Regions from separate parts of the Mus musculus genome. Here regions 1, 2 and 3 are each linked to region 4. A link is a loop called in an ENCODE intact Hi-C map of the cell type or tissue named here. Cell type or tissue: left cerebral cortex. All regions are shown on one strand. Links, peaks and the distances in the headings refer to the core of each region. The heading gives the core; the rest is flanking DNA.

Region 1 (5,773 bases), core at 1,680-4,179, 120 kb after region 4:
TGGCTGCACTTCCAGAGGATCAGGGTTTGATTCTGAGCACCAACACTGTGGCTCACAACTGTCTAACTCTACTAGCCGGAGGTTCTGACACCTTCTTCTGTCTCAAAAAAAAAAAAAAGCCAATAATAGATGAAATCTCAAAAAATATTTTAGATTTTTTTCTTTTTTCTCTCTCTTTTTTTTTTTCCGAGACAGGGTTTCTCTGTGTAGCCCTGGCTGTCCTGGAACTCACTCTGTAGACCAGCCTGGCCCTGAACTCAGAAATCCTCCTGCCTCTGCCTTCCAACTGCTGGAATTAAAGGCATGTGTCACCATTGCCTGGCAAAATAGTTTCTTTTTAATCATACGTGTATGAGAATGCCCAGAGTGCGGATGGAGCGAGTTGCGCTGCCCACTGTGTAAATGTGTAGAACCATCCATCTCTCCAGTCCACTCCCCAAAGGAGCTCCCCCACGTCACACCTGCCCACTGCTGTTGCTGATGGGCATCAGCATTCAGGGCTTCTGAGCAGCCCGACCCTTTCCTGCGTTCCTCCCTTCCCTGAGCTTCTCTTTTCTTTCCATCCTAACTTTCCTGTTGGCTCTCCTCAGTCTCCTCGGCTGATCCTCTTACGCTCCATCTCCATCTCCATCTCCTCTCTCACTGGGATGCAGCAACTTCTCTCAACCTCACCTTTACCGAGCTCCGCCCGCAAACTCTGTGTCTCCACAACTCGTGCTTCTGTCGACCTCTAGCATCACAGGAAGTGTCCAAACCTTAACACCTCCTCCTCTCGGGTGGGCATCCCATCCACCCGGTCATCTCGCCGGGAGGAATCTTGGTGCTTCTTGAACTTTCCCCTCTTGCTGCATTCAGTGGGTTACCAAACTCCTTCCTGCTCCTCCAAGCTGCTCTGCCTCTCTCACCTCCACTGCTTGCTTCTACGTTAGGACAGAGGACTCCCTGTCCTCTCTCCAACCCACTTCCCACACTGCTCTCAGCAGGTGCTCTCTTCTCCTAACAGAGACCTCAACTGCTCAGAAAAACAATCTCCACAATCTTCTTCAAACCTAAATTGACATGGAGGAGCCCTGCACCCCTGCAGCCAGCTGAGCAGCAGCCCTGGGTACCTGGCAATCTCCTGGTGGTAATCATAGTGTTCATCCTCCTCCAGCCACTCCAGGGATCCCGTGGTAGGATTGGCACGGCCACAGAAGACCTTCATGGTGCCAACTGGCTCCTCAGTGTTTGCACAGAAACGTGAGGCTTGTTAATTTACTTCTTAGGAAGATATCTTGATATCAGAAACCTAATCAATTATAATGCCTAGGATGGAGAGAAAGGACAAGAAAACAAAGAGAAAAAAAAAATAAAGAAACAGACAAAAATGTCAAAGTTACTTACAATTCTTTATTAATGATAACATCGACCTTCAATCTCAGGTCTGGAAGGCAGAGACAGGCAGATCTCTGTGTAAGTTCAAAGTCAACATGGTCTTCATAGTAAGTTCTAGGCCAGCAAGAACTACATAGTGACAGCCCATCTCAAAAGAAAATTAACCAGTATTTTGATATTTCTGACAAGAGTAATTTTCATTTTTTATATAGGATATACCATCAAAAACTATAATAAAAGCCAGTTGTGGTAGCTCATGTCTAAAATCTCAGCACGTAGGAAACTGAGGCAGAAGGATCTAAAGTTTGATGCCATCCTGGGCAATGCTGTGAGACCTTGTCATAAAACAAGAACAAAACAGAACAACGTGTCGTTGCATGTCTTTGATTCTAGCACTAGAAAAGCAGAGGCAGGACCATCTCTATGAGTTCCATGCCTGTCAGGGCTGCACAATGAGATTCCTGTCTGAAGAAAAATTTGGGGGTGAGGGGGGGCCTACAGTAAATATATAGGGCTGTTTGGAAGTTTCGCCACTTTTCAGAAATTCCTACATAATTAAAAAGGCCCCACAAGTCCATCGGGGTCCAGCCTTCAAGTGAAGGCAAGTGAGAAGGCAGGGTAAGCCGAGCAATGAGCTAACATTATACAGTAAAAGCGCAGAAGTGGTTATTCCGCAACAGATTAAGGACACTTGCTTATCTGTGATGTCGCTAGGGTTTCACTAAGAACACACTTAAAAATGCACTGAGGGCCACTCCAGTGTTTTAATCAAAAGCATGTCCACCTCGGGCACACAAACGTCTGGCGCTTCTCCGGGTGAGTGTCGTGAACTGAATGGTTCCCAAACTGCTCAGAATACGAACTGAGAAAGCCATCCCGAAGCAAAACCGCCCGAACGGTCCCGGGACCGAACCGTTCCCGGCTGGGTTAGGGGCGCTGCATACAACTGAGGTCCCGCCCGGTGTGAGTGACTGGGGCGAGGCTTCTGACACAAGTCCTGCGCCCGGCGACAGTCTGAGAAAGGACAGTCACCCACGCGGACCGCTGCGGCAGACCTGCTCAGGGTGCTTGAACCACTCCACGTGGACTCTGGAGCAGCCCGGAAGATAAGTACACCGGAAACCCAAATATCCCCAACGCCAGAGCCCTAAAAATGAGGCCGGAAGACCGACTGCACCCAGGCCCAGCCACGGCCCAACCTCCCCAGCAAGCCCAACAGCTCACCCGCTGTGGGAAGCGATCCACTCGCCGCCACTCCCGCGGCCATTTTGCCTCTCCCACTGTGGGTGGGGCGTCGAGGCGTAGCGTGACGTTCCGTGAGGCCCCGCCCGCTGAACTGGATGGACATCCCGTCGCGCCCCGCGCCTTCCCACAGTACTCCGCGATCGCCGCTATGGAGGCCGGCAGGACTGCGGTGTTGCGCGTGAAGCGGAAGCGCAACGCGGAGCCCGCCGAGGCGCTCGTGCTGGCCTGTAAACGCCCCCGGAGCAGCGAGGTCGAGTCGGCGGCTCGGGAGACGCCAGAGGGCCAGGAGGCGGCGGCGGCGGAGAGAAATGTCTTCCAGTTGGTTGCCACCGTGCGATCCCAGGTATGAGAAGGGTGAATGGACTCTTTGTGGGAGCGATCTTTGAACGCTGCCCGTGTCGCAGTCATCTCTTTTCCCGACGCCCCTCAGGAGGAGCCAATCCAGCAGCTTGTGCGGGCTGCCTTGCGCCCGTCCCGGAGCAGCCAGCTGCGTATCCGCCGCGATCTTCGTGCCTCGGTGCGCGAGGTCCGTAAAGAGGGCCGCTACAGGGTGGTCTCCAGCCACCGATCCTCGGGAACCTCGAACAGTTTGGAGCCTCAGTGTGGGTCAGAAGCTGTCGGGGATGCGGGCTTCCAGTTGTTGGACCTGGTCCACGAGGAGGAAAACCCAGAGGCTGCTGCCACCGACTGCCGCAAAGTGAGTACTGTATATGTCTGCTCTGCTCCCAAAGGCAGTAATGAAGAGCATACACACTGTAAGCTTAAGAATGGATGATCCATCTCTAAGAGTTGACCTCATTTTACCTGATTTCTGTTGTTGTTTTTGTTCTGTTGAGATAGTTTTGCTGTGTAGCTCTGGTTGACATAGTACGGGCTATGGAGCCCAAGCAGACCTCTGACACACAGCAGTTCTGCCTCCGTCGCTCCAGTGCTGGGATTATAAGTAAGCATGTGCAACCCACGCCCCTTAGGATTGGTTTTCTTTCTTTCTCTTTTGCTTGTGTCGTAATACACACCTTCCCTCCCAGCATTTGGGAGGCAGTACCATGTGGATCTCTGAGTTCCAGCCCAAAAAGGACTACATAGTGAGACCTTGTCTCCAAAAAAAAAAAAAACAAAAAGCAAAAAACAAAAACTTTGTGTGTGATTGATCAGGCCTTTAATACTCAAGAGGCATGGATCAATAGATCTCTTCTTTCAAGGCCAGGCAGAGCTACACAGTGAGAACGTGTATCAAAATAAATAAACAGAATTGATGTAGGCCTTTTGAAAGTGGATTTGGCTATTTAAAAGATATACAGTATTTAGAGATGATGTTAAACTGTCATTGCTACGAAAAATGAGGTAAATATGGAAGGAGTTTTAGCTCACAATTTTGGAGGTTTTGGTGCAGTGTATGGTCAGACTACTAACAATTTGCCTCCAACCTCCCTGAAGACGGGGCTCTAGCATTTATATATACCCTCTGAGAAGTTCCCAGAATTCCAAATGTCACAGAAACTATCTACAGCTGACAAAAACCACTTCTGCTAGGGCATGAGGCAAATCATAGTCAGCTGCTTTAGACAGCTCAAAGCAGCCCCACATCCCCACACCTGGGATTAAAACAAAAAAAAAAATAAACTGTTTCTGTGTTCTTTAAAGAAACCAAAATTCCAGACTTGTCACTACAAAGGGAACTTGCGGCAAGTGTTCTTCCTCTGAGCTAGATTCCTAATGTGGTATTTTCCTTTTCTTAATCTTCACAAATACTATGAATTAGATACTTTTATCGCCATTTTGTTTTTTTTTTCAGAAAGTTTTTATTAGCAAGCATTGGCTATTCAAAGTAATAGTTTTTATTAGATTTTGTATGTCTATACTCACTCCTGTTGAACCTTTAAAAAAAAAAGCCTTATTTATTTTATGTATGTAAGTACACTGTAGCTGTACAGATGGAGCTCACTCTGTAGACCAGGCTGGCCTCAAAGTCAGAAATCCGCCTGCCTCTGCCTCCTGAGTGCTGGGATTAAAGGCGGCTGTCTCTACCTTTTCTAATGGGAAAACCAGAGCCTTCATGTGGTTGTTGGGAATTGAATTTTAGGACTTCTGATCACTCAACCCTGCTCACTCCATTCAGCCCACTTGCTTCGGTCAGCCCAGCTCCGGCCCAAAGATTTATTTATTATTATACATAAGTACACTGTAGCTGTCTTCAGATGGGCCAGAAGAGGGCATCAGATCTCATTACAGGTAATTGTGAGCCACCATGTGGTTGCTGGGATTTGAACTTAGGACCTTCAAGAAGAGCAGTCAGTGCTCTTACCCACTGAGCCATTTCGCTTGCCCCCCTGTTGAAACTTTCTTAATGAACCCTGATTCTTTTTCTTTTATTGCTATGCTCTTTGAGTGTGTGTGTTCCCATTAATTTACTTGAGGTTGCTTATAGAAGTATGGGTGAGGAGGCTTTAGCTGTGTTACCTGGCATTTATTTCTATGCCTGTATTTGGTTTTTTTTTTTTGTTGTTGTTATGCCTGATTTTTTTTTTTTCTTGAGACTATGTAGACCAGGCTGGCGTTGAACTCAACAGAGATCTGCCTGCTGCCTAAAGTACTGAGATTAAAAGCTTGCACCAGGGGGGCTGGTGAGATGGCTCAGCAGGTAAGAGCACCCGATTGTTCTTCCAAAGGTCCTGAGTTCAAATCCCAGCAACCACATGGTGGCTCACAACCATCCGTAATGAGATCTGACTCCCTCTTCTGGTGTGTCTGAAGACAGCTACAGTGTACTTACATATAATAAATAAATAAATCTTAAAAAAAAAAAAAAAAAAAAAAAGCTTGCACCAGGCCGGGCGGTGGTGGCGCACGCCTTTAATCCCAGCACTTGGGAGGCAGAGGCAGGCAGATTTCTGAGTTCGAGGCCAGCCTGGTCTACAGAGTGAGTTCCAGGACAGCCAGGGCTACACAGAGAAACCCTGTCTCGAAAAAAACAAACAAACAAAATAAAACCCAAAGAGTAATAGCTCTGAACCTTCCTAATGCTGTGACCCTTAAACACAGTTCCTCTTATGGTGATGCTCAGCCATGAATTATTTTGCTACTTCATAACTGGAATTTTGCTACTGTTATGAATAATAATGTAAATATCTGATATGCAGGATAATGATATGCA
Region 2 (5,773 bases), core at 670-3,169, 70 kb after region 4:
TACCTGTCAGCCTATATTATAGGTGTTATACAGAGCTGCTCTCAAAACTGCTGTGACTCAGTACAGCCTGGGGTAGGGACCAAGGATGAATGTATTTAGGTGTCTGCTGGCTTTGCCTGAAGGGGCATCTTGGACCACAAGCTGGAGAGTTCATAAAACTTTGGCCCAAGCCAGGCGTGGTGGCGCACACCTTTAATCCCAGCACTTGGGAGGCAGAGGCAGGCGGATTTCTGATTTCGAGGCCAGCCTGGTCTCCAAAGTGAGTTCTAGGACAGCCAGGGCTATACAGAGAAACCCTGTCTTGAAAAACAAACAAAAGAAAACAAAACAAATCAAAACCAAAAACCCACTTTGGCCCACACAACCCCAAGAACCTTCTCCAAGTGTCTAGGGGATACCAGCGTCCCTATAACTGGATAAATGTTCAGCAGGTCAAATAATCTGTAGCTGGGTCCCCACTGGGGTTCTCCAGGGCACTGTGGCCGAGAGCACAGAGCTTCGTCTGTTGCTCAGGAAGCCACACCATGGCCAGAGCAGGCTGCACGCGGATGAGGCTTCCTTGTTGTTCTGCCCAGCCTGCCACAGTGCCCTCTGCCCTCTAACTCTTGCCCCCCTTTGTCTTTCCTGGTCTAGTTGGCACTAGATAAAAGGTGAACAATCATGTTTGCAGCTCCTCTAACTAAGGCCACTGCCTGCCCACTTTAAACACATCCCTGGCTCCCAAAGGGTTTCCACTTGCTTCTAGCCAGTGTCAGTCCAGGCACACCCTCAGATCCTAACGCACCCCTTTGCACCCCGTAAGGATGTGCCCTTCTGAAAAATGGGCCATTTTTTAAGTTACAGAACCAAGACAGCCAGTTAGGGACAGTCAAATATTAATCGTTTATTCCAAGAAAACAAAACTATATAGGCAGATGGAGTGTGCTGGGGCATTCTTCTGGCCCCAATACACTCCATGTGGAGCTGATCCCCTGGGTTTTGGAACAGCCTAATTCAGTAAAGGACTCCTTCACTCTCTCTTCTACAGGTTTTCAGCAGACTCCGGTGTCCCAGCATGGCCCCTTGAAGCGAACCATGACTGTCTGTGGGACACTCGCCACTGATCATCCAGAGTCACATCTCACCAGGAGGTGACCTCTCCTCCATCCTCCACCTGCCCCCTGCCTGGGACAGTGCTGCGGCTGCCACGGACACCATGTAGTAGAGCCGGCTGCGGCGCCCAGTGAGCTGCAATGGTTTTGTACACGACCCCCTTTCCTAATAGCTGTCTGTCTGCCCTCCACGCCGTGTCCTGGGCCCTCATCTTCCCATGTTACTGGCTGGTGGACCGGCTGTTGGCCTCTTTCATACCCACCACCTATGAGAAGCGCCAGAGGGCAGATGACCCCTGCTGCCTGCAGCTGTTCTGCACGGTCCTCTTCACGCCAGTCTACCTGGCTCTGCTTGTGGCTGCACTGCCCTTTGCCTTTCTCGGGTTCATCTTCTGGTCTCCACTGCAGTCTGCCCGCCGGCCCTACTCCTACTCCCGGCTAGAAGACAAGAACCCAGCTGGTGGGGCAGCCCTGCTTAGTGAATGGAAGGGCACGGGGGCAGGCAAAAGCTTTTGCTTCGCCACGGCCAATGTCTGCCTCCTCCCCGACTCACTCGCGAGGCTCAATAATGTGTTCAACACTCAAGCTCGGGCCAAAGAGATTGGGCAGAGAATCCGCAATGGGGCCGCCAGGCCTCAGATCAAGATCTACATCGATTCTCCCACCAACACCTCCATCAGTGCAGCCAGCTTCAGCAGCCTGGTGTCGCCACAGGGTGGTGATGGATCCAGAGCTGTTCCTGGGAGCATTAAGAGGACAGCCTCTGTGGAATACAAGGGGGATGGTGGGCGTCACCCCAGCGACGAGGCTGCCAACGGCCCAGCCTCTGGAGAACAGGCTGACGGAAGCCTTGAGGACAGCTGCATTGTGCGAATTGGTGGCGAGGAAGGAGGTCGGCCACAAGAAGCTGATGACCCTGCTGCCGGGAGCCAAGCCAGGAATGGGGCTGGTGGGACCCCAAAGGGCCAGACACCCAACCACAATCAGCGAGATGGGGATTCTGGGAGCCTGGGCAGCCCCTCAGCCTCCAGGGAGTCCTTGGTGAAGGCACGGGCTGGGCAAGACAGTGGTGGCAGCGGAGAGCCAGGGGCTAACAGCAAGCTGCTGTATAAGACCTCTGTGGTGAAGAAGGCAGCAGCCCGCAGGAGGCGCCACCCTGATGAAGCCTTTGACCACGAGGTCTCAGCCTTCTTCCCGGCCAATCTGGACTTCCTGTGCCTGCAGGAGGTGTTTGACAAGCGTGCGGCTGCTAAGTTGAAAGAGCAGCTACACGGCTACTTCGAGTACATCCTGTATGATGTTGGGGTCTACGGTTGTCATGGTTGCTGCAATTTCAAATGTCTCAACAGCGGTCTCTTCTTCGCCAGCCGCTACCCTGTCATGGACGTGGCCTATCACTGTTACCCCAATGGGTGCAGCTTCGATGCCCTGGCCTCTAAGGGAGCTCTGTTTCTCAAGGTAGGCAACCTCAGCTCCGCCTGAGGGCTACACACTACTGTCCCTTAGCCACACGAAAAAGCAGGCCACAGCTCCTGCCAACCCTTATTCCCTGGGAATCCTCACTCGCTTGATGGGATGAATTAGGGGCCAGACAAAGCCTTTCATGGAACTGAACTCAGGGCCCCCAGCCCTACCACACGGGCTCAGGCTCAGCGGTCTGGGCCAGTATCTCAGATCTGAGTCATTTCTACTCATCTGTAGAGTGGGAGCGACCTGTGCTGAGGCCCAGATAGGAGTAAGAGTTTCTTGTCCTGAATAATGGTGACCACGGTGGTGGTGGTGGTGGTGGTGGTAACTGTGGTGGAAGAGGAGACAAGCCAAAGGGCAGAGCCCAGAGCAGACCAGAGTGCAGGCCAGCATATGGGCTCTTAGATCTCCAGGCCAAAGACCACACCCACCCACTGAGGCTTCAATGGCCAGGACAGTCCCCACTTCTGGGTGTCAGCAGCTGCCATGCCAGGCTCTCTGCCCACCAGCCCCTGGCTTCACTTCATAGTCCCTAATTAAAGTGAACCGTAATTATTTCTGCTAATTCGGATGCAGTTGGAGGAGGTTTTAGACCATGGTAATTTGGTCATTACACATTATCTTCCACACAGCCTGAAATACTGTGTCGACTTTTTGTTCTCTATCTAAAAGCCACCGTTAAGTGAATCTAGAGCTTTCTGAAGCATCATTTGGCGGTCTGATGCAGATGGGGCTCTCTGCCCCAGGGGCAGCAGCTCTTCTGCTGGGGAGACTTGCCTGAGGGGCTGCTTGGTAGGGGACCCTGACTATGGCCCAGGACAGGTCTCTCTCATTCTCAGCTCCAGTCTGTGCAGGAAAATGCTGGATCAGTGGCTGATGGGATAAGTGTTCACTGGCTCTACTGAGCCTGCTAGAACGAAGGCACACACTCAGATGTCTCACCCTGGGCTGCCCGAGGCCTCTTGCATGACTGTACCAGAGTTAGGGTTCCCAGCTCGCCAGCCACAGAGATGCAGGTTGTCTGACACACAGTTCAGCCTTCCTGTTCTGACATAGGGTTCATTTGTGTTGTATTTGAAGATGTGTTTCTGTCTTGGTACCCAGCATGGCCTTCTGGGAAGGGAGGGGATATGTCATCAAGTTCAGAGTGGAAAGATATGTCCTCTCACCCCTGGCGATACAGATGGTTGTGAGCCTGGCAATGTCCAGAGACTACTGCATTGCAGAACAATCCACATGGCCCCTCCTCTCCTTCCTCCTCCATCCGGTACCCTCAAACAGTTTAACTTCTTGGGCTGGCTTCTCCTCTGTGGCTCTGTCATTATTCTTTTTTTCTCTCTTTACCTCGTGGGTTTCAAATTAGTTGGCAGATATGTTGATCCATGCCATTCCGAACCTTTTTAAAGCTGGCTAGTATGGTTTTCATATCAAACTTGATTTGCAACATCTTTTAACACCATGATGGGGCTAACACGTTTTTGAATAGCTGAAGGTTGGGATAAGCATGCAACCAGCTCTCTTTACTTCTCAGGGTCCCTTATTATCAACCCTGCCCCCCCCACCCCCCCAAGGGAATGTGGCGCTACAGACTCCGTTTCTGGATGATTCTTGACATCTTACTCCCGAGGCAAGCTCAGTATCTGCCCTGCTGTCCTCACCCTGGCTCTTCTACACTGAAGCCTGAAGAAGTCATTCTGGCTGCGTGCACCTTGTGCCTGCCCGGCCATCCCAGATTTTTCATTTTACTTTCCAATGCCTCTGCTTCCCACTTGCCCGTCTTAGCCCTGTACTCCTCTGCACTTGCCCACTGTGAACGTGGCTGACCTCTTCCAGTGAGGCCTCCTCCTAAGTCTGACTCCTCTTACCCCCTTCAGTTTCTTCCATTTCCCACAGCCCATGCTCCACCCTTCCTGGGTCACCCAGAGGGGCCCCCACATCCCCTGCTCTGCCGCTCTTAGTCTTGTCAAGCACAAGCCAGTCCTCACTTTGTGGGAGGTGCTTGACTCTGTGCTCGGGTATGTTTCAGGCACTTGTCTGGCTAGATGCTGCCTTTGGGAGTAGAGCTGGGCCCTGCTGGGTGAGACTGTTCTTCCACAGAAGAGGGTCAGGCCCATCTGGAGAGGAGCCAGGGACTCTGGGAGGATGCAGCCAGCAGTTCGTCCCTTCCTCTACCACGGCCCTCACTGGGTCACATTCTCCCAGTTTATTTCACCGAGCCCTTGAAAACCTGGACATCCCCATGAAGGAAGGGCTGGCTTCCCTTTGGCCTCCACTCTGCACAGCTAATTCTGAGCACCTTTTTAATCAACGTTCTGTGCCGTCAGAACTAAAGGGCAGAGCCTCTCGGTGTGACTTTGTGTTTTTGTAAGAGAAACACACACATGACTGTACAGGTCCTGGGGACACTATGTTTGGAATCCCTGAGTCCCAGCAAATAATAAACTGGATACTACAGAGATCACACACCTGTTACGAGGGAGGCAGGTACGAGGGAGGCAGGATATGTGAGAGGCAGCTATGGCCTTGCTGCCATGGCGTCTTCATCCCAGGTGGATTCTTCTCTGCTGCAGGGCCAGCAGCGATGCCTTTGTCCTGTCCTTTGTCAGCACAGGGCAAGTGATACTAAGGGAAAGTCTGACAAACGGGTGGCTGATCTTGACAAAGACACCAGCAGCCCAGAAAGCAGCAAAGAGCAGCATCCGGAGGCTAACAGGTCTAATGTGTGCCCGTCTGAGTGCTGTGAGCCTTAATGTGCCCATCCATGAAATGGCACACACTAAATATATAAGAAGTGCTAAGCTTAAGTGTCCATGGCTGAAGAATACAATGGAAGAAAGCTTAGCTACTGCCTCAGCAACACATGGGGCCGTGTCATGTTCTGCTTTGAGTACCGCATTCTCAAACGTGCTTTTATACATCAGTTGTCCATAACTTTACAGGACTGATTCCCAGAGCTGTTGTGAGATGGCTGCACTATGGGGCTGGTATATGGGCAAGAACTAAACATGTGAGTTAGAAACAACCTAAGTTCAGCAAGAGAGCCTGTTATCAAATATCCAGACATTCACCCATCGGCCTGGAGGAAGACTGGCGTGCAATGCATGCTGGGGAGGAACGTGGAGTTGGAGAAATCCAGGGGGCAGAGCTGAGAGAGGCAGATAGGAAGAAGACCCACTCAATCTCAGCAGCAGCAGCAGCAGCAGCAGCAGCAGCAG
Region 3 (5,773 bases), core at 2,252-4,751, 64 kb after region 4:
CTCCAGCAGCCCTCACCTCCCTTGCAGGTGAATAGACTGGGACACTGAGCAGCCTCGCACATGGGCCCTATGCAAGTGGCTCTTGGTTATTCTGTGCATCCTCTCTCTCTCTCTCTCTCTTTTTTTTTTTCAAGACAGGGTTTTTCTGTATAGTCCTGGCTGGCCTCGAACTCAGAAATCTGCCTGCCCCTGCTTCCCAAGTACTGGGATTAAAGGCGTGTGCCACCACCGCCCAGCCCTGTGCATCCTCTCTTAAGGGGAGGGAATATGGTCGGTTCTCTTGGAGTCAAGGGCTTCTATACTGGTATATGCAGAAGTCTCTTTGTATAACAGTGGCCAGCGGTCAGAAGTCTTTGAAAGGGTCCGAGACAAAAATCCTTTGACCCTCAGCAGAGAGTGACACCTAGGCTCAGCTGCCCAGGGCTGTACTGTAGGAAGATTGCTGTGTGCTGTCTAACTGATTTAATTTGCTTGCTGGTTAATCGCTGCATACCTTCTCTGGGACACAGTTTGTTAAATGTTTTTTGGCACAGAAAAATCTGGGCTGGATATGGAATGATTCTTCAGGAGGATGTCAGCAAGTCTCCTCCTCCTCCAGAAAACATGTTGCTGTTTCTTCAGAGGCAAAGAATAGTCTTTGGCTTATTTAGCTCTCAAACCATTGGTGACAGCCTTTGTGTCAGAGATCAGGAACTCTGCTGAGAGCAAGGCCTCAGCGACAGGTTCTGAGAGATTTGGGGCTACTCTTGTCACTGTGCCTGAAGAGAGACTCCTGGTACAGGTAGGGCATGTTGGTATGTCCTTGGCAGTTGCTCAGCTAGGTAGCTCCTCTCACACACTGGGTTCCCCAGATCTCACTGAAGACAATACCATGGCCTGCTAGGGAGTTCCAAGAGCCTCTACTGGGACTGTTCTTAAGTCTGGATTCAGACCCATGCTCCAGCATGCAGCAGCTCAGAACTCTAGAGGACATAGGCTCAGGCCTAGCTACATGCTCAGCTATTTACTCCTGAATCAGGTCTGCTCCAATTCTGCCCATTGAGGCCTAGTGGGGGAAGGCCTGTGAGCTGGGTGGTCTCAGAGCCCATCCTCATCACAGAGAAAGCCTTCACCCCAAGTCTCCTCTGCTATCCTGGTCTCAGCCTTCACAAGGGTACAGGACTGGTACAAGTCCCATGGCTTCTGCTTCAGTCAACTTTCTGCAGTGGGTCTGGTGTAGGAAGGTTCTTACCCCTTATCTCAGGATCCTTGGGATGAGTGGAGGCTCAGGCAAAGACCTAGGATCCAGCTCCATCCCAGCTTCCCCAGCAGTGTCCTCTGTAGTCATCAGTGGAAAATTCAGGGATGGTAAGCAGTGAAGACTGAGTGGCCAGGCTGGCTGAGCACCCTGCACCCTCCACAGAGCTAGCCTGAGATTTGCTTTCCAAGCACACACTAGTTGGCATCATCTGGCCTCTCTGAATTCTGCCATGGAAATGTCCAGGCTGGCTGGTGGAAAGAACACCTCAGAGCCGCTCCCATCCCACTCCTGTGCTCAGAAGCCACATCGTGAATTAACAGCTCCCATGGAAAGTTTCTTTTTTAAAAATTTATGGACCCTTGGCCTGCACTTGGCTTCTACAGAAGCCAATGGCTCTGGCTTATACAAGCAGCTCAGAAGAGACAGCTCTAGTACAGTTCTGACAGAAGGCAAGCCTGCCCATCTCCCACAGTGTCATTTAAGAGAGCAGGTATCCCTCTGTAAGGCCAGTCCTCACCATGAGATAACTTTGAAGCTTCTGGGTGTATCTTGAGCCTTTCTTCTTTTCTTTTCTTCTTGTTTTGTTTTGTGCTCAGAACTAAACTCGGGGCTTTAAAGATGCTAAGCAGGCACTGCAGCCCAGCTCTCTAAGGCGAGGGAAACAAAGCTTTGGTAGCGCTAGTGATAGCACAGAAGCAAGGCAGGCTCTGCACTAAGTGCTGAAAGTGCTTGCCATCGCCAACGAGCCCAGTGGTTCTCAAGTCAAGATCCCTTGGTGTTGGGGGCATGGGGGGAGTGTCAAATGTCCCTTTCACGGGGTCACATAGCAGACATCCTACATATCAAGATTACATTATGACTCATAACAGCAAAATTAGAGTTCTGAAGTAGCAATGAAAATAAGTTATGGCTAGGGGTTGCCACAATATGAGGAACTGTATTAGAGAGTCACGATGTTAGAGAGGTTGGAGAACTGCTGAACTAGCCCAAGGAATTTTCATCCCCATATACCAAAGGAAACTAAGACCCAGGGCACCCCTCAATCACCTTGTCTGACATCCACCATAGTTTCAGAGCTTGTGACCACAAGCTCTGTCTGCCCAGAATGTTAGCTGGCTGCAAGAGATGCCTTGAGGCACGCAGACCTGCAGGGCCCCTTGACTCAAGAGGACAGCTCTACTCTGCCCCATGCACAGCTAGGGGCAGCAGGGGAATTATGCACATCTGAGAAAAACTCAGCTTTAGGAAGATCACATACCTGGTGTACATAGATAAAACAAAGCATCTTTAGTGAGTGACAGAAACAGTCAAAGCGACGGGAGGAAAGTCAGGGGGATTTGCTGACTAGTGAGTTATTATTAGAAAGTCTGCAGGCTGTGTGGCTTCAGGCGGAGAGATTAGAGCTCAAGTGTGTTACGAAGACCTGGCCTCTCCATTCTAGCCTTAAGGCCTGTTTTCCTCTGGGCTGGATTCATTCTCAGAGAAGGCTCTAGAAGCTGCAGGCTTTCAGGGTGGTCATCCATCTCAGAGAAAATGTAGACTTATTTCCTAAGGGGTCTGTTAGGAGTTCCAGAGAACACTTGGAATTGTCAGGGATGTCAGGGGACTATGGTGCCTCTTGGTGTGGCTTGCTATTATATCCCCTTGGAGTACATAAGGGGCAGGGTGGTGTGTCTGCCCCTGCCAGAGAGGTGAAGGCAGGAGGATGGAGGCAGAGCTGGTGCTTTAGATTAAGAAGTGTGATAGGAATTACCTGCATCCGAGGGAGCCACTGCTGCAGCCTGTGTGTTTATGCTAGACCCCAAACATCAGTTCTATTTGGGTTATAGCATTTCCAACCCCTCCCCCAACTCAGAAAAGCATCTGTCTCTCATCAGTCTTTCTGTCCTCCTAGCAATGAGCTGACTCCAAGTTTCAGCAGCTCAGAGCTCACGTTGCCATGCCAACTTCTCCACGGCAGCATCTAGGCAGAATGGGCTGGCCTGATCTCACAGCCGCTGGTGAATGCAGGCACATTCGGGTAATTGGATTGAAGCGAACCTGGGGCTTGGTCCAGCTCCTGTTTAGACTCAAAGACTTGTAGGATGTTTTGCTCCAAGACCCTAAGCTTATAGTGAGAAAGAGAGGGCTCAGCAGGCCTGAGGTCAGAAGACACAGTAGTAAAAGAGGAATAAACCCCAGGCAATGCCAAATGGAGCAGTTACAGCCCTCCAAAGTTCAAAGACGCCCCAAGAGATGGCATCGCTTCCACACAGGGTCAGGACTTGCTTTGCCCAGAACTGACCTGGCTTTCACACCTTCCCACTGCAAGAGAAATGCAGATTAACAGTCAGCATCCACACGGGCCCCTTGACGCTCCGGTATAAGGTGTGTTCTGTGCATCAGCGTGCCGACCAGGTCCACTCTGCACAGTTGGCAGTTGTGTGGCCTGGTTATCTGATACTCACTGGGAACATTCCTGCCTCCCACAGTGTGCCCGGGCAGGGCTCTTTCTTAGGATTCCCTTCGCTGGTGAGGGGAGATCAGCTTCTGGGCCCACATGGAACTATTTCGGGTAGACCCTGGTTTAACTCCAGCATCTGAGCAGCCATGGTGCCCTTCCGGGAACACGCTCTAGTCACACAGGTTGCTAGCTAGGAATTAAGCGTCTTCAGTGCTGACAGGTTCATCTGTAGGAGTGGCTGAACTTACTTGCCTTCGATGCCCCGGGCTACCCAGAAATGCTTGGGACTACGGTCTTCAGATCCTGCAGAGGATCCGCCCTCCCTTCCCTCTCCCATGTGGACTGAGGGTTTTCTGGGCTCTCAGCCATTCCTAGACCAAGTTCTTCCTCTTCTTGCATCTGTCTGTGACCCACAAGCTCTCTGCCCCCTCTGTCTTCACTGCCAAAGAGAGGACAAGTTAGTGAAGACTTTGGCTTTGGCCCAGACAGTGGGAGTGGCACCTGTGAAGACCCCAAGGCACTCTGATTCAGTCAGGGTCCCTGCAAGTCCTGTGGGTGGGCTCAGGTCATCCCCTTAACAATGTAGAAGATACAAACTGGGGAGAGGAGGTGAGGCACACTGGGTGGCTTCAGGAAATGGAGGGAAGGAAGCAGGAATTGCCAGGCCATCAGCCAGGTCTCTCTAGTCCTCATGGTAGCCCTAGAGGTAGGCACTGCTACCTCATTTAATGGTCAGTGCCATGGTGTGACTTAGGTTAGCCTGACTCCTGGGCTGTGTGCAAGACTAAGAAACTCAGGGGAAAGGAGGAAGCCTGGTCTCTACATCTAGGCCAGAGAAGCTGGCTCCCAGGGGTGCTGCCTTGGGGCACCATAACCCCAGTCATAACCCCACAGCTCGTAATGAAGAGGTTGGGGATCCTGCTAGAAGCCCTGAGGGCTGAAAGCCTGAGAGTATTCAGCTCAGCTATATGGTATGGAGGGAAAGAGACGTGGCTTCTAGTAACCCTGGAAACAACCTATTAGGATTTCCAAAGGGAACCAACCTAAGGGTGACTTCCCTCCTTAGCCTAAACCCTGAATGATCCACCTAATCTAAGAGTTTGAGGTGCAGAAGCTCAGCATACATGGCCTTGGAGGAGCCTGCTGCCCCCTCAAGGATGTCCATGACAGGCCTTCCTTACAGAGCTACCAGATCAAGGACATGGACTAGAGAAGAGGGACTGATGGGGACAATGGAGCCCTGTGTCCAAAGCCAGAACCTGTGCCTGTCACAGACACATGCCTGACCCCACCTAGACAGTACACACAGAAAAAGGGAGATAAGCAGGGTGTGGCTGAGCACCTGCCTGGACTGTGCCAGCCTGGGACAGCCACGTCCTTCCACAGCCACTCCTTTGAACACTTGAAACCCCTGGGAAGTTGCCAGCCTCTCGTGTTTAACAGCAGTGCTCTTCTTTCATGAGGAAAGTGTAGATCAGTCTAATTAATGTGTGCTGTTTGTTTACCCTCCTTTCATTTCCCTGAGACAGAATAATTATCTAGAGCTTTAGAAACAGCCTCGTCCATGGCAGTCCCTTCTGTGTCTGTTGTAGCACAGCTTCCGGGTGTAGACAGCGGAACCAGTGCAGGGCAGAACAGGTGGCAGCACCCAGAAGGGTCCTCCTCCCTTCAGGGCACTGCAGAAGAGGCCCAGGGTAGCTGGATCTGGGGTGGCAGCATGGAGGACCAAGGGACTCAAGGCTGTCTCATTTTAGAGCATCACTGTGGTATTGCTACTCCCATGAGCTCCTGGAACTGCCACACCAGCTCCTCCCCTTCACCAACCCTGCAAATGGAGACCAAAAACATGTCCGTGCCCAGCCGGGACTGGCAGAAATCAGTCTATCACTACAGACGAGAGGATTTTGCCTAAGGGTTTCTGGGCTTGAAACAAGAGTGGAGGGAGCAAGGGGCAGCTGAAAATGGATTCTCTCACCTTGTACCCTAAAGCTCTGTCTCAGGAGATAGTTGATCCCAACCCAGTATTAGGGTTGAGCCACACAGTGGGTCAGAATGGGTCATTTTTCTCAGGAAGCTTTGATGAAACAGAG
Region 4 (5,773 bases), core at 2,232-4,731:
TGGCGCAAGGAATGTGGCCAGAAGAAAAAAAACAAAAAAAAAAAAACAAAAAAACAAAACAAAACAAAAAAAACAAACAAACCTTCAGTGTCAGAATTAAGGAAAAAATATAAAAGTTCAGATTGAGGTGTGAAGGTCTCCTCCAGTATCCTTTATCTCTGGTGGGGAGGAACCAAAGCGTCTCGCTCTCGATTGGCTCCACCGAGTGTTGCAGCGAGGCCGTCTCGTTACCTTTCTTCCTAGACAGGGAAACTGAGGCCCAGGGTCCTCAAGTAGAAACAGAGAGAAAAAGATAACCGAATCCGTCTTCCAAGACGCTAACCACAGATCACATGTGGTCTTGCAAGGGTCCCAAGGCCTGCCCCACTTCCCCATCCCCCATTCCCCAAGGGGCTGAGTTTGCTATGGAAACAGTCCTCCCACCCTCCTCCGCGCCTAGGGCTCCTCAATGCACTCTGGGAAATGTAGTCCATTTGTTTACAAGCCCGCGGCACGAGCCCACTCCACAGCCCTAAGAGACTACATGTTCCAGCAGGCAGAGCAAACACTTGGGCGGTCTCTGGGGGCGAGGTCCCAACGGAGGGACCGGAACCTCCCAATAGGCAACCTCCTGGGCGGATCCTGCGTCTCCATTGGCCAGAGCAGCTCGCGGGAGGCGGGGTCAGCGGAATGAGGCGCGGAGCTGTTCGCCGCTCCAGGTGCTGAGTCCGAGGGAGGCTCCGGATGCCAGAGCCGCGGTCGCTGTAACCATCGCCGCCGCGAGAGCCGTCTCTAGGAAGCCCCGGTCGCGAGGAGCTGGGAGGCGCCGCGTGCGCTGCCCCGCACCGAGCGCCCTCCTGTGCGCCACCTGAGGTGGGTGCTAAGGACTTGCTTTTGTTTTATTGAGGAGAGGGGGGCCTGGGGAGTTGATGGGACGTGTCCTCGCCGCACTTAACACCATCTGTCCGTGGAGCTGGAGGGACTGACTGCGGGCCTCTTCGTGGCCCAGGGCCTGAGGTCGGAGCAACCTCGGCTGGGTTTTGTCGTATGGTGAAAGAGCTTCTTGAGTGTAAGGGATGAAGGGCTGGAAGACCCTCTCTGGTCTCTCGTAGGAGAGCGTGAAAAAGGCTTGGAGTCTCCCTTTTCCTGCGCCTAAAGTCAAGGCTGCTTGGGTTGTTGAGGATGGAGGGACTGTTCTGGGATGAGAGGTTTGGAGATAGAGGGACCCTTCCTTACAACACCCCAGCTCGAGGCTGCAAACAGGCTGCAAACAGGGATTGGGATGTGACTGATGAGACACCTCCCCTCCTCTTAGACTCTCCTAGGTTTCGAGTTGTTAGGGAGACCCTTCCCTTTGCCCTCCTTTACATCCAGGCTCTCCCCTTATGACTTGCTCACAGTTGGGTTCTTTGTGGGATATTTGTTTTTGGGAATGGAGAAAGTGAAGGGCTGCAGGACTCCTCCCCACCCTGCTCCAAGCACTGATGGATGCTTGGGTCTTCTGTGATGGAGCCGCACCTAAGGTCTGAATAGCCTGGGTGTGGGAGGTGGGTAGAAGTGAGAGTCTGAGGTACCCCTCCCTACCTGGATCTTATTTCCCAGGCCCTCTCCACCTAGATCCAGGTCCCAGGCAGTAGAGAGTGGAGATCATCTCTCTTGCTCCGCCACACCCCGGGAATTAGAGCTCCAGCACCACGGCTAAGAGTCTAGATGGGCACCTGAGGGAAAGGACCCAGTGGTCTCCCTCTCCAGCAACCCGCAGCTCCTCCGCGTTCGCGGATCCTGGAGGGATGCTCCGCTGCATGCCGAGCGCGCTCCAGATCTGGACGCCGAGATCTGGTACCCTGCGAGCAGGGGTTGCTCTCAGGTGCCCGGCTTTCGCGCTCTGCCCAGGCATCCACGGGAGGACAAAGCGGCGGTGGCGGCACTGGCAGGCGTGCAGGGCTGGACTGCGCGAGGGGCGCGGCTGAGGAAGGGGGGCTTCGGGCGCGGCACGGGTAGCTTCCACGGAAACGTGCTAGGAGAAGAGAGAGCGAGAGAGACAAAGCGCGCTCGCTCCTCGCGGGCCCGCGCGAGCCGGGATGGAAAATCCCGAGGGAGGAGGTGGCTGTGCTGTGCTGGGTCCTGTGCCATACACTCTTCTCTGTCCCCACCTTCCAACCCCACTGCCAGTCCTGCCCCAAGAATGCGATGGGATTGATGGTTACTAGAGGCAGGACTTGTGACCACGAGGACAGGGATGACCAGGGACTCTACCTTGCAGTTGAGGGGATCTGAAGAAGCATGCTGACTAAACCCATTCAACCTCATGCCCTATCAGCTATATTAGGACAAATTTGGTTTTGTGGCTAGATGTGATTTTTATTGATAGTGGTGTGTGGGGCAGAGCGTGAGTGAAAATGTGACTGGATGAATGTGTCTGTCCATGCTCCAGTATTCACGCGTGTGCCTTGCTGTGGTGAGGCTATGCATATGGCTGGGGGAGGGGTGGGAAGAAGGAGGAGGAAGAGGAACCAAGCTTAGATGTAGAAGGTAGCAAGACAGTTATCCTTTTAACTCTCAAGTCACAGTTGCTGACCTAAGGTTCAACTTCAGGATGAAGGCAGCTTTAAACTGCCTCGGGTCCAACCTGAAGGACTGGCTATATTCCAGTCAGTGAAACTTCACAAGAATGTGACACCCTCTTTAGCCCTTTGGGCACCCAAATCTGACCCTGAAATCTTTATCAGTCCTCATTCCCTGGAGCACCTTATCATGCTGTAGGGGGCTGCCCTAATGACCAAAACCTACCTTATCACAACCACTGGCTGCCAAGGAAGATTTGGGAAGTCTGTCAATAGAGGCTGGAAGGGGTATATGAGCAGAGCTGGTAGAGCTACAGGGATATTACCAGTAATTGGTCACAAATGGAGACTCAGAAACACCAGGTACAAGCCAGTAATGGTGGCCACAAGCCTATAATCCCGCACTTGAAAGGTTGAGGCAGGAGGATTGCCACGAGTTAGAGGTCAGCCTGAACTATATAATGAGACTCTGTCTTAATATTCCTAGAAGATGAATGCAGCCCTCTCAGCCTTATTAGTCCCAGCCACTGACCTAAGTTTCCCTACCACCATCGCTTTTACCACAAAGTTTTTTCAGGTCGCTTCAAGATTATCTCCTTCACATAAATTAAGGGGATAGATTATGGACTGTGAAAGAACCAGGCAGTGGAAACTCCAGTCAGCCAAGCCTACCTGATCCTTTTCCCTAAAGTGTCCACTGCCAGCATCCACAGTGACCTCTGCTGGAAGGAAGTCAAGCCAAAGCACAAATTGACAACCACTACTCCCCTGTAGGCTCGGAGCTGCTGTGGACATTGTTGAACCACACACCTTTCTGTTGGGGCGAATTTCCTGTCTACCTTTGGAGTAGGTGTCCTTGTTTTGTGTTTGGTTGCTTGTCTCATAGTGCTGAGGATGGAAAACAGGACTGGGATGCCTATTAAGGAAGCACTTTCCCACTGAGACACCTTCCTTCTGCAAGATGCCGCTCTTGTCTAGGCTTCTTTCAAACGGCACCGAGAAGTAAAACTGCTGCTGTCTTCAGTCGCATGGAAAAGTGGGTCTGAAGCCTACAGTTGAGAAAGGGCAGCAAAAACATTTATTAGGACATTGTCTCCAGTTGTGACCAATTACTCCTAATAGCCCTATAACTCTACCAGCTCTGCCTCTGATGATCAAGTTCAGGGAAGTTCTGTTACCTTTCTAGGCTCTCTCCCTTACCTTTCTTCACTCTTCCCTTCCTCTCACATTCCACTTTTCATCTCTGCCTCTTCCTCGTTATTAAAGCAGTCAGCAACATTTTCAGAACCAAGCCTCATCTTCCTCCCTGACATTGTGGCTTAGAACCTTCAGACATCTGGAATTACTAAACAAAAAGGTCCCTGAGGCCTGGCTCTTCCTAAGGACTGGAGTTGGGGAGATGGAAGAGACATGCTCAGTCCTAAGTGCCCACCTGGAGACATGTGTCTCTTCTGGAGTCGCTCTGAAAGGATCTCACACTGTCACAAAATTGTGAGAGCTCCTCAGAGGGAAGGAGGTATTTAAATACCTGGCATTGTTCTTACTTTGGCATCCATGTGATTTGCATCGAACTATGTGACTCAGTATCATAAAGTAAAAATAGGACTTAATTTCTTCCTCGCCTGTTCAGAAGGTGACTGCATATAGTGTGTTATGTTCTGCATCGGCGAGTGAAAAGCTAAATCACCTCATAAATTGAACCACCTGATTATCCCTATCAGAGAAGAGTGTTTAGCATCACCCAAGGCGATAACATTATTTTATCTTTCTTACCTGAATCTCTGTCTTGTGAAACATTTCCTCATGGTTACACGTTATTGCTTTTACTTAAGGTTAATCAAGAATGTTTAATCCAGTTGGGTAATGGTGACCCATGCCTTTAATTCCAGCACCTGGGAAGAAGAGGCAGGTGGATCTCTGTTTTGTTTTGTTTTTTAAGATTTATTTATTTATTATATGTAAATACACTGTAGCTGACTTCAGACACACCAGAAGAGGGCATCAGATCTCATTACGGATGGTTGTGAGCCACCATGTGGTTGCTGGGATTTGAACTCAGAACCTTTGGAAGAGCAGTCAGTGCTCTTACCCACTGAGCCATCTCACCAGCCCAGATCTGTTTTTTGAGGCCAACTTGGTCTACAGAGTGAATTCCAGACAGCCAGAGCTACACAACACAACAAAACAAACAAGAATACCCTTGTACAAGAAATTAAGTATCTGCAGATAACAGAAACATGTGAGTGGTGTTTTGTTCTTTGGGGGTTCAAGAAAATTCTTGAAACTCATAGGAAAGAAGTAAAGAACTCTAAGTTTGAAAATCTTGTGGGTAGAGTTACGGCTTGCTGAGAAGAGGCTCCTTAAAAATATGCAGGAGGTCGGGTAGGCTATGTTGAAGGACTGAGCATGAATGACAGTGTCAGTGTGCTCTCGCGTGGCGGCATTCATGGTGGGAGCATCTCTGCTTTAACACAGCCTTTCCTGGAAAACAGTGTGCCAGGTTGGGGTATCTCCTTCTCCAACTAGCAGCTCATGAGTAGCAGATTGGCTGAGCAGGGAAGGCTTGGATCTATCCAAGGTTCTGGAATACAGGCCTCTGCCTGCCAGCTGCAAAGAGGAAGGACTAGAACAGAGCGGAGGGCTGCAGCATCTTAGGGGATTTCCCTAATGTTGATCACAGAAGAGAATGGGAGAAAACAGAGATGTAAACGTTTTTGCTGCGTCGTTTTTTGAATAAGCCCATCAGCAATCCCTATTTAAAGAATTACAAGCTAATAATAAATTTTCTAAATCAGGCTGTTTGCATGCAAGAGTGCATTTAATCCTGACAGTCCTCTGAGGTAGGTGCTGGTGTTATTCCCACTTTCAAGATGAACGAAGCTTTAACAGCAAAGGGGCTTACCCGAGGTCATACAGAAAAGGCAGAGTTTAGGTTCTATTGGTTCTATTGAACTCCCAATCTATCCTTTTTCCTACTGCAGAAGCAAAAATTGAAGTATTAGACTGTCCTATGGAAAGATATCTCTAAATGTAGAGGAATGAAGTTAGGGATCTAACTAGCATTCAAACACAAGCCACAGAGTGCTTTCCAGTTCAGCAAGTATGTGGCCAATCGTTGTCTTATTCTGGTAAGGTTTGTTGCTTGAACCTGGTTACCAAAGAAGACAGGGTAATAACACAAGGTTTTCTTTCTAGGATGGAAAATTTTCACAGGAATTTAAGTCTGGTTA

Evidence for each region. Peaks named below come from ENCODE experiments on the same cell type or tissue, not always from the same donor. Only the 100,000 strongest peaks of a DNase experiment are listed, where the experiment ranks them.
Region 1: it touches region 4 in a loop (4-fold over the local background); 2 of 42 quality-filtered maps call a loop at or near these places.
Region 2: it touches region 4 in a loop (5-fold over the local background); 6 of 42 quality-filtered maps call a loop at or near these places.
Region 3: it touches region 4 in a loop (4-fold over the local background); 5 of 42 quality-filtered maps call a loop at or near these places.

What each region holds. Positions count from the first base shown.
Region 1 is chr8:106,207,908-106,213,680 of GRCm38, reverse strand. It overlaps Slc7a6os (solute carrier family 7, member 6 opposite strand), which reads left to right and starts at 2,748. Exons shown (of 5, transcript NM_001007567.2): 1 at 2,748-2,962; 2 at 3,050-3,316. The coding sequence starts at 2,768. Prmt7 (protein arginine N-methyltransferase 7) reads right to left here and starts at 2,627. Exons shown (of 18, transcript NM_145404.1): 1 at 2,599-2,627; 2 at 1,110-1,305. The coding sequence starts at 1,204. In left cerebral cortex, for the core only: a CTCF peak has its summit at 2,832; DNase peaks (open chromatin) are centred at 2,715, 3,238 and 3,521; H3K4me3 peaks cover 2,467 bases; H3K27ac peaks cover 1,430 bases.
Region 2 is chr8:106,261,379-106,267,151 of GRCm38, reverse strand. It overlaps Smpd3 (sphingomyelin phosphodiesterase 3, neutral), which reads left to right. Exons shown (of 9, transcript NM_021491.4): 3 at 1,028-2,549. The coding sequence starts at 1,233. Among named protein-coding and RNA genes, the nearest start is that of 4930506A18Rik, 18 kb to the left of the region's middle. In left cerebral cortex, for the core only: a CTCF peak has its summit at 2,254 (motif pointing right); DNase peaks (open chromatin) are centred at 1,809 and 3,045.
Region 3 is chr8:106,268,440-106,274,212 of GRCm38, reverse strand. All of the region lies in intron 2 of Smpd3 (sphingomyelin phosphodiesterase 3, neutral), which reads left to right. Among named protein-coding and RNA genes, the nearest start is that of 4930506A18Rik, 11 kb to the left of the region's middle. In left cerebral cortex, for the core only: no CTCF peak of the experiment used is centred there; DNase peaks (open chromatin) are centred at 2,620, 3,197 and 3,924; H3K27ac peaks cover 2,323 bases.
Region 4 is chr8:106,332,891-106,338,663 of GRCm38, reverse strand. Smpd3 (sphingomyelin phosphodiesterase 3, neutral) reads left to right here and starts at 699. Exons shown (of 9, transcript NM_021491.4): 1 at 699-852. 4930506A18Rik (RIKEN cDNA 4930506A18 gene) reads right to left here. Exons shown (of 3, transcript NR_126091.1): 2 at 4,317-4,435; 3 at 2,910-3,592. In left cerebral cortex, for the core only: CTCF peaks have their summits at 3,261 (motif pointing left) and 4,497 (motif pointing right); DNase peaks (open chromatin) are centred at 2,407 and 3,313; H3K4me3 peaks cover 685 bases; H3K27ac peaks cover 439 bases.